Linked DNA regions of Homo sapiens: region 2 is linked to region 1. Evidence: read pairs that join two places in POLR2A ChIA-PET (ENCODE). Cell type or tissue: Panc1. All regions are shown on one strand. Each heading gives the region's core, and the rest is flanking DNA. Links, peaks and the distances in the headings are about the cores only. Region 1 overlaps ZNF571-AS1 (ZNF571 antisense RNA 1). Region 2 overlaps ZNF570 (zinc finger protein 570).

Region 1 (2,917 bases), core at 265-2,764:
TGCAAGCTAGCAGAGAAAGGAATAGGGAGGAAACTCTATCTGGTATTTCTGCACTTGGTAATAATATGAAAAAAGTGAAAACTTTTATAAACAAATGAAAGCTAAAGCCTCAGGGAAAAAAGAAATTGTGTTCTTTGCAGCAACATGGGCACAGCTGGAGGCCGTTAAGTGAAGGCATGCAGGATCAGAAACCCAAATACTGTTATGTTCTCACTTATAAGTAGAAGCTAAACATTGAGTACACATGGACACAAAGATGGGAACAATAAACACCAGGGCCTGCTTGAGAGTGGAGGGTGGAAGGAATGTGAAGGTCAAAAAACTGTCAGCTACTATGCTCACTATGTGGGTGGCAAAATCATTTGTACACCAAACCCCAGGGATATGCAGTTTGCCAATGTAACAAACCTGCATGTGTACTCCCTGACCCTAAAATAATAGTTTCAAATGAAAAAAGAAATGAATGGTAAGAGAATTCATCACCAACAAATGCAGATGGAAACATGGATTCATACATACGAATGGAAATTAACAGAAAAGTTAAATATGAGTAAATATTGTTTTCCTCATATTCTCTTGAAAAAGTAATTGAGTTTTTAATGCAAAATCAATAATGTAGTATAGGGATGGTAATATTTGTGGCAATTAAAATATGAAAATGGCTCAAAGGTGAGAAGGTGGAATGGAAGTATTATTTGTGTGAGATCCCAGCAAATATACGATAGGGTATAATATGTAAAACTAGACATTGAAAGCTAAAAATGAATGTTGAAAGCCTCTAGGAAAAAAAGCACTCAAAATTCTAAAAAGTGCCGTAATATTTAGCCAGTAGTAGAAGTAAAATAGAATATAATTTAAAAAATACAAAAATAGGCAGAAAATTAGAAAAAGAATTAAGGATAGATAAGAGAAACAGAATAAAGAGCAAGATGATTGTTACAAACCCAAATATATCAATAATTACAAACAATGTTAATGGCCTAAATACTTCAGTAAAAAAACACAGAAGAAAGCCAGGCGTGGTGGCTGATGCCTGTAATGCCAGCACTTTGGGAGGCCAAGGTGGGCGGATCACCTGAAGTCAGGAGTTTGAGACCAGCCTGGCCAACATGGTGAAACCCCATCTCTACTAAAAATACAAAAATTAGGCAGGCGTGGTGGTGGGCACCTGTAACCCAGCTACTCAGGAGGCTGAGGCAGGAGAATCGCTTGAACCCAGGAGGTGGAGGTTGCAGTGAGCCGAGATCATGCCACTCCACTCCAGCCTAGGTGACAAAGGCGAGACTGTCTCCAAAAAAAAAAAAAAAAAAAAAAAAAAAAAAAAAAAAAAGATGTTAGGTTATATAAAAAAAGATTAAAATATGAAGACTCGGATTAAAAAGTCAAAAGTATATACCAACTCAAATAGGTTAAAAGTTAAAAAAAAAAAAAAAACACCATGCAAACACTATACCAAAATGGCTATGTGAACATAAAACAAATTGTCTTTTTTTGTTCGAGACAGAGTCTCACCCCGTCACCCAGGCTGGAGTGCAGTGGTGCCATCTTGGCTCACTGCAACCTCTACCTCCCGAGTTCAAGTCATTGTCCTGCCTCACCCTCCCGAGTAGCTGGGACTACAGGCGCACGCCACCACACTCGGCTAATTTTGTATTTTTGGTAGAGATGGGGTTTCACCATGTTGGCCAAGCTGGTCTCAAACTCCTGACTCCAAGTGATCCCACCACCTCAGCCTTCCAGAGTGCTAGGATTACAGGCATGACCCACTGCACCCGGCCCTCACAACAAATTGTCTTTGAAACAAAGAATATTACCAGGGATTTATTCTAAAAAGGCATATTTTATAATACTATAGAAGTGTATTGACCAAGAAGACAAAGCAATCATACAAGTACTTGTGCCTAGTACCAGAACTAAACAATACATTAAAAACTGCTAGAAATAAAAATAAATGAACTCAGAATCATATTTTGAGATTTTAATACTGTTCTCTCATTAACTTTTAAAAGTATATAGAAAATCTATAAAGATATAAGATACCTGAACGGTGCTAATAGCCAACTTGTTGTAATTGATACTTATAGACTAGTCCACCTAAGAGCAGCAGCAGTGTTTTCACTTATACAAAGAACTTTAGCAAGCTTGTTTATATTCTGAGCCATAAATTGTCAATATATTGAAAAGGATTGAAATCAGAAAATCTGTTTTCTAACCACAGTAGAATTAAGCCAGAAATTAATGTCAAAATTAAAAAATGTTTGCAAATTAAGCAACACACATTTAAGTAAACTATGGGACAAGTAAAAAATTACCTATTTGGAGTCAAAAATAACAGCATATAAAATTTTGTGGAATGCAACTAAAGCAGCACTTTGAGGGAAATGTATGCTTTTAAATACATATCAATGGTTTAAGTTCCCACTTAAAGAAACAGGTGAGACTCAGAAAAGGAATTAAGCTTAGAGCTGAAATCAATGACCCCCAAGAAAGCGAAAAACAAGAAAAGCACACTTGGGACCACAAGAGGGCGCATAAGAGAGCCCGCGGACTACAGAGAAACGGCGCTCCACCGCACGAGACACATTCTTTTCACCAGACACCACCCCCCCCACACACACAGACATGCAACACTTGCACAGAAACACACACAGAGATATGCAACACTCGCACAGAAACACACACACCCAGGCAGCTCCTGAGGCTGCTTGGTTCTCCTGTCCGCCAGAAGCCCCTCCCCGGAGACAGCAGCCCCGGTACACACAGGCAGGCGGTACCTACCTCGCAATCCCAGGCGGGACAACGTTCAAGGAGACGCGCTCCCAGCACCGTCTAGGCAGGCCTGACGCGTCGGGGAGATCCGATAGGGATCACGCGGTGCATCCTTGAAGCTACGCTGGACGTTTCTTTAGCCTGGTTC
Region 2 (2,917 bases), core at 242-2,741, 78 kb after region 1:
TGGGTGACAGAGCGAGACTCTGTCACAAAAAAAAAAAAAAAAAAAAAAGTTTATAAGACTACTACAAGATTTTTTAAAGACTGAGAGGCTTATGAAACTGAGAGGGGATGGGACTTGTTAGAAAGGAGATAGGAAAGTAAGAGAAGGGAAATAATTAAAAATAACAAATGTGGGAGAACATCCTAAATGGCCCCAAATTTTTATGAAAACCTAGAACATTTGAGAAGAATTTGGAAGCCTGAAGAGTGAAGAGGTGATACCTTTGAGTCAAGCTGAGCTGTCACGTGCAAAGATTTTTGCCAATTTCCTCTTCACTAACCTGAGCACAAGCCTTTTGTCAGCTCTCTCTTCACCATCCAGGGTGCTTTTCCTTGTTCCAACAATAATATCACACTTGGTTTGGAAAAGCAAAGTCCTGCAAATACGAAAAAAAAAAGTAGAGTTTTGTCATGCTGTGGATATTCCAGAACTCACATTCAATCCTTAGCTCATCAGGGAAAAGGGAGTTTACAGTAAGCAAAAAGAGAAATGTGTAAAGGACATGTATTAGAAGGATAAGGAAGATGAAGCTTCAGGCACAGGCCAAGAATATGTTCACTGCCAAATCCACAAACACTAAGCCATTTGTTTGGCATAGGCAGCAGACATTCAGCCAAATTTTGCAGATATTATCCAAAAATTCACAATAGTGGTAGCAAAGAGCCCCTTTTGAGCAGAAGCTCAGTTTTGCAAGAAGATATCCTTACCCAGTGATACCAAGATCCTGTAGTTCTCTAGCATCACATTACTGTACAGATGTCTTTGAGAAGAATCCAGACAATCCCATTCCTCTTGGGAGAAGTCTACAGCCACATCTCTGAAGGTCACCAACTCCTGAAATGAAATAAATGGAAGAACCTTATCTCTTACCATATTCACCTCATTTCCTCTGCCCTAGGCACACTGGGCTCTCTCTGATATTACATCCTCAAATATGTAACCATGTTATCATATTTGTACTCAGGGCCTTTGTATATCTCAGATTATTCCAGTATAAAATAGCACTGCTTCCACCCCAATTCCCTATTTCCTAACCCTCCTTTATTTTTCTCCACTGCACTTAATTATTTTATTCATTGCCTGTTCTTCACCCTCCTCAACTAAAATTTAAGCTCCATGAGGGCAGAGTATGTTTTGGCTTTGGTCACTGCTTTATCCCCAGGTACAGAATAGAACCTGGCACATGTGAAGTATTCAAATTCTGACTCAGTTGAATTAATCAATGAGTGGTTTGAAGAAAATTTCAAGAAGCTAGAAAGGGATCAAAAACAATACCAGAAAGTATTCACTGTATCTCTGAAAACTGTGCTAGACCAAGCAGAGCAGAGCATCAATTCCATTAAAATTCAAATACTTTAATCCAGAGTTCCCAAAATTTTGTGTAAAGAAATGGGTGTTCTACTCATAATATTGCTTCTGCCTACAGGGGTTAGAGAAAGTTCTTAAAAACTTGACACTGAGCTGGGCTCACGCCTGTAATCCCAGCACTTTGGGAGGCCAAGGCAGGTGGATCACCTGAGTTTAGGAGTTTGAGACCAGCCTGGCCAACATGGTGAAACACTGTCTCTACTAAAAATACAAAAATTAGCCAGGTGTGGTGGCACATGCCTGTAGTCCCAGCTACTCCAGAGGCTGAGGCAGGAGAATCGCTTGAACCCAGGAGGCGGAGGTTGCAGTGAGCCAAGATTGTGCCACTGCATTCCAGCCTGGGCGGCAGGGCGAGACTCCATCTCAAAAAAAAAAAAAACAAAAACAAAACAAAACAAAAAAAACTTAATGCTGCTGTGATGCCACTGGATTCCAGGTTTCTATAATGTGACCACTTGCTGATGAAACAAACATACATTATATGTGTATGTATTAATTTAATTTTTTACAAAATTAAAAGATGTGAACCTGTCAATGCAACCTTTTGCATTTGACACAATTTTGTTACAGTTAAAGAAACTGTCTCTAGGCTGGGTGAGATGGCTCACACCTGTAATCCCAGCACTTGGGAGGCCGAGGCAGGTGGATCACTTGAGGTCAGGAGTTCCAGAACAGCCTGGCCAACATGGTAAAACGCTGTCTCTACTAAAAATACAAAAATTAGCTGGGCATAGTGGTGCGCACCTATAATCCCCGGTACTCAGGAGGCTGAGGCAGGAGAATCGCTTGAATCCGGGAGGCAGAGGTTGCGGTGAGCTGAGATTGGGCCACTGCACTCCAGCCTGGGCAACACAGCAAGACTTTGTCTCAAAAACAAAACAAAACAAAAGAAACTATCTCTACAGAAGCAAAATTCTTCAAGTTCAATGCTCAGTCACCTTTTTTCTTACTTAATTATAGGAAGTAGGTAAATCTCTCCCTCTCTGCTCCTGCTAACAATGCTTCCTAAAATGTTTTCCTTAGCTTATATAAATACATATAATAAATGTATAAATATTTATATATGACATACATATTTTCCACTGATTCTTGATAGTCAACAAAAATAATTTCTATGTCAACATAGGAGCTTAAATTCTGATCTTAAAATATTTGACCCCTAACAAATACTTGGTTTCAAAATCCATTCACAATTATCATTAAACCAGTCTGAAGCAAAACTACAGTTCCCACTTTTTCCTGTTTTCTTTCTGCCCTTAAAGAAACATGGCTTCCAGCTGAGAGAACGACTTCCCCTGATGCCCTATCACTGATGAATGTTTTATTCCCCACATTCCTTGTACCACAGCACCTGAAGGTGAGGCAGGTCACCTCTTTGCTCTTATTTCCAAACCATTTCCTCCTCCCTAAAAGACATCTAGTTTTAAACCTCATGAAATTAGGATATGTCAATCACAATCCCTCCTTGTGATATATATCTACTAATTTCTGATAGACACCAGTTCTCTGT

The links. Peaks named below come from ENCODE experiments on the same cell type or tissue, not always from the same donor. Only the 100,000 strongest peaks of a DNase experiment are listed, where the experiment ranks them.
Region 2: POLR2A ChIA-PET joins it to region 1 with 17 read pairs; 4 of 35 experiments call an interaction of 5 or more read pairs at or near these places.

What each region holds. Positions count from the first base shown.
Region 1 is chr19:37,551,527-37,554,443 of GRCh38, reverse strand. The region is part of intron 2 of ZNF571-AS1 (ZNF571 antisense RNA 1); the gene reads right to left. It also overlaps a transcript of ZNF540 not described here. Among named protein-coding and RNA genes, the nearest start is that of ZNF571-AS1, 4.0 kb to the right of the region's middle. In Panc1, for the core only: no CTCF peak of the experiment used is centred there; no DNase peak of the experiment used is centred there.
Region 2 is chr19:37,473,837-37,476,753 of GRCh38, reverse strand. ZNF570 (zinc finger protein 570) reads right to left here. Exons shown (of 5, transcript NM_144694.5): 3 at 747-873; 4 at 320-415. Among named protein-coding and RNA genes, the nearest start is that of ZNF570, 5.9 kb to the right of the region's middle. In Panc1, for the core only: no CTCF peak of the experiment used is centred there; no DNase peak of the experiment used is centred there.